3 separate regions of the Homo sapiens genome follow, and all the other regions are linked to region 3. The links are chromatin contacts, found by Hi-C or POLR2A ChIA-PET in ENCODE. All regions are on one chromosome and are shown on one strand. The core of a region is the stretch at or near the end of the contact, and the rest is flanking DNA. Distances in the headings are between cores, read along the strand shown. Region 1 holds the start of LYPD6B (LY6/PLAUR domain containing 6B). Region 2 overlaps LYPD6B (LY6/PLAUR domain containing 6B). Region 3 holds the start of ACVR2A (activin A receptor type 2A).

What was found. Hi-C counts contacts between places; a loop is a spot of excess contacts on that map. ChIA-PET counts read pairs that join two places held with the same protein, here RNA polymerase II (POLR2A). Pooled maps may share reads with other maps.
Region 1: a loop to region 3 is called in a pooled map, with 3 times the contacts of the local background. The contact joins the promoter of LYPD6B here to the promoter of ACVR2A in region 3. A Hi-C loop is called at or near these places in 1 of 37 single-sample maps with no recorded cell type and 2 of 50 pooled maps. POLR2A ChIA-PET finds 5 or more read pairs at or near these places in 1 of 52 experiments (K562).
Region 2: a loop to region 3 is called in a map of CD8-positive, alpha-beta T cell, with 4 times the contacts of the local background. The contact joins the enhancer-like site here to the promoter of ACVR2A in region 3. A Hi-C loop is called at or near these places in 1 of 168 maps with a recorded cell type or tissue (CD8-positive, alpha-beta T cell) and 5 of 50 pooled maps. POLR2A ChIA-PET finds 5 or more read pairs at or near these places in 1 of 52 experiments (A673).

Annotation. Positions count from the first base shown.
Region 1 is chr2:149,037,277-149,039,976 of GRCh38, reverse strand. LYPD6B (LY6/PLAUR domain containing 6B) reads right to left here and starts at 1,278. Exons shown (of 7, transcript NM_177964.5): 1 at 1,176-1,278. RefSeq lists enhancers at 786-845, 886-935, 2,149-2,208 and silencers at 1,016-1,175, 1,186-1,525.
Region 2 is chr2:149,160,452-149,163,151 of GRCh38, reverse strand. LYPD6B (LY6/PLAUR domain containing 6B) reads right to left here. Exons shown (of 7, transcript NM_177964.5): 3 at 2,317-2,388. Among named protein-coding and RNA genes, the nearest start is that of LYPD6B, 120 kb to the right of the region's middle. Within about 2 kb of position 1,436, at least 2 of the 41 ENCODE cell types and tissues checked have a DNase peak (open chromatin) inside an H3K27ac peak, as active enhancers do.
Region 3 is chr2:147,843,691-147,846,390 of GRCh38, reverse strand. ACVR2A (activin A receptor type 2A) reads right to left here and starts at 1,362. Exons shown (of 11, transcript NM_001616.5): 1 at 1,184-1,362. The coding sequence starts at 1,238. RefSeq lists silencers at 921-1,000, 1,756-1,865, 1,946-2,135 and an enhancer at 2,262-2,700.

The DNA of each region.
Region 1 (2,700 bases), core at 29-2,528, 1.2 Mb before region 3:
ACCCTCGACCTTTTCATTTATGTGACCCAATCAATTTCTACATAGTATAAGGCAATTTTCAAGTGACCAAAACCCAACCCAAAGAAAACAATTCTGACAAATACGATGGGTAATGATGAGGGCAGTCTGACAACACCCCCTCCATCTGCAGGGCCCGTGCACTGGCAGCCCTAATCTTGGCCTCTGTGATGCTGTCAGCAAGTAAGGCATCCTGGAGGAAGCCTAACCATGAACAAGTCAGGGTGGGAAAGAATGCCCCCACCCCACAACACACACATCACCACATCAACACAAAGGGGGAAAAATCAAGCAGTATGCTATGTACTCCATGAACATCATATAACCTAAGTCTGTTGTAATGATTATAATATTAATAATACCTATTTTACTTTAAGGGAACTGAGGCTCAGAGCAGTTCAGTAACTTGCCCAAGGTCACACAGCTAGTTACTGGAATTTAAATAGCATTCTAGACTTTTCCCACTCTCTGATCCCCTGGCCTTGGGAGGTGGACAGCACCCCTCCACCCACCAGCTCCCCCCAAACGCCACAGGGCATACAGACCTGAAGCCTCACAACCCAAGCCCCCTGGAGTCAGAGCAGCCTCCAGACCCGGCTTTTGAGAAGCCCCAGGTAACTAACCAATGTGTAAGGTAGGTTATTCAACAACAAAAGTAAAGAGCCGGGGCAAGGGAAGCGGCGGCACCCAAGCTGGTCGCGCGTGAAGCGCTGCAGGGGGAAACACTGGAGCTGGCACGCTCGCTCTTGGCCCCACGATCGGCCTTGAACCCCAGCCCCAGCTCCGCGCTCTCTCCAGCAGTTTGACCCCCAGTATCTCCTCTCCCCTCGGCTCTGCCGAAGTCACTGGCCCCGCAGGGCTCTGGACGATTAGAGACCCACACCGCTCCAGCCTTGCCCCGGCCCCCTGCTCCCGTCCCGTCCAGATGTTGGCAGCTGCTCGCCTCGAGGCAGCGACCAGACCCCGACCCCGCCACTGCGCCGCGGCCCCGCGGCCCCGCGGCCCCGCGGCCCCGCGAGCTCCTGGCTGCCCCAGCGCGCCCAGAAGGGGCGCAGCGCATCTCCCGCCGCAGTCGCGCGGCCCCGCACTCGCTCCGGCGCGGGGTGAGCCGTCCCGAACCCACCACCGCCCCCGCCTGCTGCGCTGGCCCAGCTCACCTCGCCGCCCGCGCCCACCGAGCCTCTCGGCGCCCTCACCCGGCTCCCGGCCCAGGCTCCCAGCGCACCCGCCTGGGGCCGGCGTTGGCTGCTACCGCGCGGGGCGGGGCGCGGCTCCTCCCTGCCCTGAACCACCTGGGGCGCGGGAGGGGGCCGGGCCGGGACAGGTGAGCCTCGCCCGCGAGGGAGCAGCCCCGGGCCCGGCTCCGCTGGGAAACCGCAGGGCTCCACCACGAGGTTGAAAGGAGGCCCAGGCGGGCGGCAGTGTGGTAGTGGCCAGCGCTGGGGAGGCGGCAAGGAGCCTGTTCCCACCCAGCCAGCCCGGCTCAGGAAGTGAAAGAAGCACGGGATTCGGACCCCACCCAGCTTAAAGAGGGGAGGGTCCAACCCCTTTCTTCCTAGAAAACCAATGTAGAAACGAGGAGTGCAGACCCTCGGGAGTGAAAATGATTGGGCCAAGGGTGCAGGTGAGTTAGTTCAGGATTGGAAGAACTCTGAAAGACCTTTTTTGACCATTCCATCCAACCCCGTCCCCACCTTGCCCACCCGTCAAGTGATTCCCTCCCCCTTTTTAAATAATGACATTAAGCTATAAATAAGATAATTTCATATAGTGACGTCCTCCCCACCCCTGGACGGTAAGCCCCAGGAGAGGCAGGAACCTTACCCGTCCACTACTGAATCACCAGAGCTTTGAAAACTCAGGGCATTTAATACCTGATGAACAGACTAGGTGGCGCCCAGTCTTTTGCGTCCAGCGTTAGACTGGTCCCCTCGGCCCAGAGCTGCTCCAGCATCATTCCAAGCTTACTAGGGAGAATCCAGAGGCAAGCTGTTAGATTCCGGGCCACCTGTCCTCTCTCTACTGCTTACTCCCCACCCACTGCCAGCCAGGCAGCTGGGATGTGGGAGGTCTACACTCCCAGGGCACCTTATAGTGGTCAAGCAAATCTTTAACTTCTGAAGATGCCACAGACAGGAGAACTCTGAAATAAAACACTGTCCGGCCAGCCTTGCACTGTGGAAACACAGCTCAGAGTATGGGCCACTGACCCAAGATTCCATGGCTGGTAGCAAAGCTGATCCTGGGTCTGCATTTCTAAAGACAGTTGGCTGGTCTGGGGCCTTTGAGGGGCTGCTGGTTATGCCTGCAGTGGGGAAACCTGGGTACAGAACTTCTGCAGAAGTGGGGTCTGGGTTTGGTCCTCTGCTGAGACTTCTAATCTGTCTTTCCAGACCTCTGAGGTCAAGCATCTCCTGAGCCAGCTTGCATTTATTGAGGCCCCTGACAACCGCAAAAACAAAAACAATGGTATTTTTAGGTGTTCCATTTAACAAATGGCCTTCACTCACACACACACACACACACACACACACACACACACACACACACGAGGTAATGTGTCATGCTGCTCCTCACATGTTAATTTCAAGACTCGTTAAAAAAATCCATTCCGTGAAAAAATTCATTTCACTGCAGAAAGCACTGTACAACTTTAAAGTTGTATGGAGAACATTCCTTCTT
Region 2 (2,700 bases), core at 187-2,686, 1.3 Mb before region 3:
GATGTTCACAGATGAAGATGCCATAAAATAAAGTAACTTACAGCTAGTTTTGGCACAGAGCTGAATCTGGGCTCCAGGCAAGCAGGACTCCTGCCCCACCCCCCACAGAGACCCCTCTCAAGATGCAAGGTATTTAAAATGTGAGGGGATGCAGGCACCCCACAATTCCAACCCAGTTGCCCAGAAAACAGAAATTAGCTATCACATATGGTGAGCAGAAACTCCGCACTTATCACGTAGGAGCAAGTCAAGGATATAACTTCTTGTGGAGTAGACTTAAGGCTCTCTAACCATACACATTTAATAGAGTACTCAGCAGCCATTAAAACAGGCAAAAGCGCAAGAAACGACTTGGTTACGTTTAAAGTTCAAAACTTAAGTACATAGAGACTATGTGAAAAAAGTAAATACAAAGGGGAAAACAACAGCAAAATACACTAAAGTGTTCATGACTACAACTGGCACCTTTTAAAATTGGGTGATTTTTACTCTTAATTCTTTCTGCTGTTCTCCATAGGCCAAATATGCTTTAACGATCTTGAACTACTTAAATGCTCTTGAATTTTTTGGCTACCTTCATGCAGAAGAGATAGCTAGAGTGTCAACAGTAGGTGGTGGTCAGGACAAAAGGGAATGCAAGCAGGGGTGAGTGTGGACATCGAGTAAAGCACAGCCGTAAATACTCCACATGGGTTGGCCCCATTCAGTGCTGTTCAATGGGTTACATTCCAGTTCTGCCACCTTTTAGCTTGTCTAACTTTGGGCAACTTACCTAATCTCTTAGGTAAGCCTCAGTTTCCTCAACTATAAAAGGTGGATATTAATAGACCCTTCCTTACAGGAATGCTGTGCAGATTGAGTGAGAGAATGCATGCAAAATGCTTAGGGTGTTGCCTGGTAGACAGTAAGAACAAACAAATGTTACCTGTAGTGATGGTGGTGATAGAGATGGTTAATAATAGAGTTACATTTTATCACCACGGTGATCATGATGATGATGATCCTGACACTGTTTAACACTGTTACTAACAATGAATTACGTTTCCTTGCTTTGGAAAATGACCCAATGTTCCCATATGTCTTATGACTAGACCGTCATTCCTCTGATCCTCAAGTCCTCTGGGTTTCTTACTAGCAGATTCTTAAGTTGAAGTTACAGCTCACATTCCACCCAATATGCCCCGGGGAAAAGAGTGATGATAATATATAAATTCCTGCTTGTTGTCTTGGGCCTTATTAGGGTCATAAAATGTTATCCATTTAGAAAGGCATCTTAGTAGATATTTTACAGAATTCTGCTTTGTACTTGAAACATATAATTATCATTAACAAACACAGGTGCTAATAATTCAATCTGCTCTTTAGGCAAGAAACAGGAACATAAACATGGCCCTGGCCAGATCAGCTCATAATCTTAAGCAATTTCCTTTGCATGTTTCCTCCCTCTCTTCCAGCCATCAGATGCAAAGTGGGAGGCCTGTTTGACAGGCAGAAGGCCTCTGGGCTGGTAGTTGATAGCCTTGATAGCCAAGAAGAAGACCATGAGACAACCAGGCCCAGTCCCCGAAGCCTCACACAGGCATTCCTTGGCATTTGCCACCTGCCCTCAGAAAAACCAAACCTCTGATTTGATGTCTTCACCTAAAAAAATGGAATCAGGCCTGACACACTAACCTGGTCAGCCTGCGCAGTAAGCACCACACCTAAAACCAAAAGACAAAATGCATCAAGTAAAAAGCAATCATCAATTAAACACATAACTTTCAATGTGCCCACGTCCATCTATGCTGTCTCTCTTCTTTGTTGGGGTAACACTCTCGTCCTGTTTTAGATCAGTAAATATTTTCTAAGGCTTAACATGCAAAGATTCTGTAACTACAAATGCTCAATAATTAGTGCACACATGTTCTAAGTGTATTCGGCAATGTATTTCACTTAATGCAGACACTTTTGAACATTGCTCCACACCCCCGACGCACCCCCATCTGTCACTGAGAAGATTACTCTGAGGAAGTTCTCTTTCAATTGACCAAATTAGCTTCTGTGGTAAGCAGAGAAGTCTTTGATCTACCAACCATTCGCTGAGCATGGGGACTCCCCTTTTTGGTTCACCAGAATTGTAACTTAAGCACAAGCCAGGCTTCCAAACCGCAGGATCACAGTGAGCAGTGAGGGCTTAGGATGGGAAACCTGGCAAACTGCCAAGGAGATGGGAAAAACACAGGGTCCCGGGACTTTCAGGAGTCCATTCCCAACAACTTAACCAGAGCTCCCAAATGAAAAGCCGAGGGCTGTTGTAACAGCTGCCATTCTTACCTTGAGAAGGAGAATGTGGTTGTCAGGCTCCTCTCTGGAACAGTGAAAAGGTTTGCACTCAGAGTAATCAGCCTACCAGAGATAAAAAAAGATAAGGAAAGAGCCACTGCTGACGATGAGTAACGTTCTTGAACAACTGGAATGTTTTCTAACAAAAGGCAGGTTTCTGGATGTTTGGAGATGTTTCAGAATAGAACAGCAATACAGTCAATTGAACAATATCAAATGCATGAAATCCCTGGAATCAAGTCAAGGTGGGGCCATTAACATTACAGAGAGTGTGAGCTAGCGTTTTATTAACACACACCTGGGCCCCATCTAATTAAGAATGGTAATAATTGGTGAAATCATACACCTCATCACATCCCTCCACAAAAATGGCTG
Region 3 (2,700 bases), core at 113-2,612:
CACACACCCCACAGAGGTACACAAAGAAGACTACCACCCTTTAATTTTCCTGTGGCAAACGAGATAAAGACATGGCCATGAAACCTGTCAATTCGCCCCCGTTTCCAAGAGTCCCCCGTAATTCTATGCCACAAGCTTGTAACTGAATATTAAATTTTACAATAAATAGATCCAATGAGACTTATTTAAAATGTTTCATCTATTGAACTAACTCTCCTGTTATGTACATCTGCACACCTTTCAGCTAGATGCTGTATTTATTTATAGAATTTCAAATACAAAAGACTAGATAGTTTTTCCAACCACTGGTTGCAACCATAGAACGTCCTCACAAAATCAAAATTTCCAATATAAAATGGCCCGTTTATTCCCCCAACCTTGAGCTAAAACCTATTTTATGAGTGTACTATATTTAACAAAAACAATTTCACATGGGTTGTTCTAAACCGAAAACAATGCTTCAATACAAAGCGTTTAAAATAAGTATTCCGTAGGTAAGCAAAATCTATGCCCCAAAAGAGCACACAAATGGTGGTTGAACGCCAGCACATTACCAATACCAAGCGGCATACCTCTTCTGCACTGGGTTATAGTTAATACTCCAACAACAACTACAACTATTTTTAACACTGCTGGACGCTGAAGTTGAAGAAAACGTGAGGGGAGACCCAGATTAAATTGCTGATAGGATGTATTGTTTCCCACAGCCAAAATTAAGCAGCAACTGGCTTGATCTATGTCGTGATATTCACCGGTGAAGCACTAATTAAACGATGACAAAAAGCAACCCTTGTTTTGGAGGAGCCCACACTAAATACTCCTTTCAGATCTCAACCTTTGCATAAATTGTCACTTGTGGTATTTGCGGCTTAATTGCAACCCAACCAGCGCTGTCATCCAGTGTTATGGCCACAAAACATGACTTTCTCACTTCCACAACAACACAGCACTCACTCTTATCAGCTCGCCGACCCAACTCAAAAAGAGAAAAATGCATGGAGGTTTCCAGATCACAATCAGACCTGGGGGCGGGGGGGGGGGGCGGTGGCAGCCGAGGGGCGCAGGGAGTGGGCAACCTCCCCAGGCTCCACTGGACTCTCCGACTCAACACCAGCCGCGGCCCCCAGCAGCGGCCGCCGCGGCCGCAGGAGCAGCCCCACCGCGCCGCGCTCCCTGCACCTACCTGAAGAACAGGAGATAAGAAAGACGGCAAACGCCAACTTTGCAGCAGCTCCCATTTTCCCGAGGCGCCGGGGAATCCGGAGGAAGTTCTCGCTAGATATCCAGTTCCCTGGGTCTTCCTCGGAGACAAACCTCCTGGTGTAAAATCAACCGTCATAAAACATATTCGGAAGCCCAGACCAAAAAAAAAAAAAAAAAAAAAAAAAAACGCTCACTGGGTTAAAAAAAAAAAAGAAAAAAAAGAGCACAACGATAAAAAATAAAATGCACCACGGGGGAAAAACCGCCACACACACGCACAACACACAAAACCAAACAACGAAAAGCCAACAACAACAAAAGCGGGTTTAAATCACTGTCAAAATCACTGTCAGCTCCGCTCGCCTCTCCCGTCTCTCGGAACAAAACGCCAGGCTGAGGCGACGAAGAGGCGGCGGCGGCAGCGGCGTCCGCTGCCGCCCGGACAGTCTGGGAACTGACTGGGTCCGATGTCCGGACCGACCTTCAACCCAGACACCTAAAGTCCGAGGACCACTGGCGGCCGAGCTCGCGGCGGTGGCGGCGAGGCGGCTGCGGCGCGGGGAAGGGGCGGCGGGCGGCAGCGGCGGCGGCGGTGCAGGCGGCGGCCAAGTTCTGGTCCAGGCTCTGGCTCCAGCTCCGGGCTCCGGGCTCGGCCGCGTTTTCGGTCTCCTGGCCTCCGCCGGGCTCCGCCCCCCAAACTTCCGGTTCCGGCCCGAAGCTGGAAGCCAGGCGCAGCGGAGGAACGCTCGGCGGCAGCGGCGGCGGCGGCGGCGGCGGCAGCGGCGGCCGGGCGCAGCGCGCGTGCCGGGCCGGGAGCGCGAGGAGATTGTCGGGGAAGCGAGGCGGGAGCGGGGGAGGGGTGAGAGAGCGAGGGCGGGGCGGAGTGGAGGGCGAGGAGGCGGGGCGGACGGAGGCTCGATACCGCGAGGCCTCGGCGTCCGGCCTGCTTGGGCTAGAGATACCGCGACAAAGGGGCGCGGGCGCCTCAAAGTCCCTAAGCTGTGGCTGGGCTGTGGCCGGGCGAGTAGATGCGGGCTAGGCCGGGCACGACCCGTTTCCAAATCGCGTCCGACGGGCCTGTCTGGAGCGCCCACCCAAAGGGTCAGGAGAAGCCCAAGAGGAAGAGGACCCCGAGGTGGGGCGAGTGGCCAGGGACTTCTCCAAGGGGCGTCTGCGGCGCCCAGTCTTTCCTCTGGGGGGACGCCTCGTCCGCTCTGATACCGAGGAGTCGGTGGAAGGCGGACGTGGGAGCTGTTTCGCCGCGCCCGCCGAGCTGCCCAGGCGAGCTCGCGACGCGCGAGCTGGTGTGTGCGCCCCCAGACTTAGCACTGCGTCCCACCGCTGCAGCTTCTGCACACGCGTGCTGTCTTGGTGACTAGAAAAGAAAAAGAAAAAACTCACGGAGGAAGGGCTGTCCACCCGCTCAGGATATTCACGCCATTTATCACGATGCGCAACTTGAATCCATTCCCGCCGTTCCTTTTACACACAAAGCAT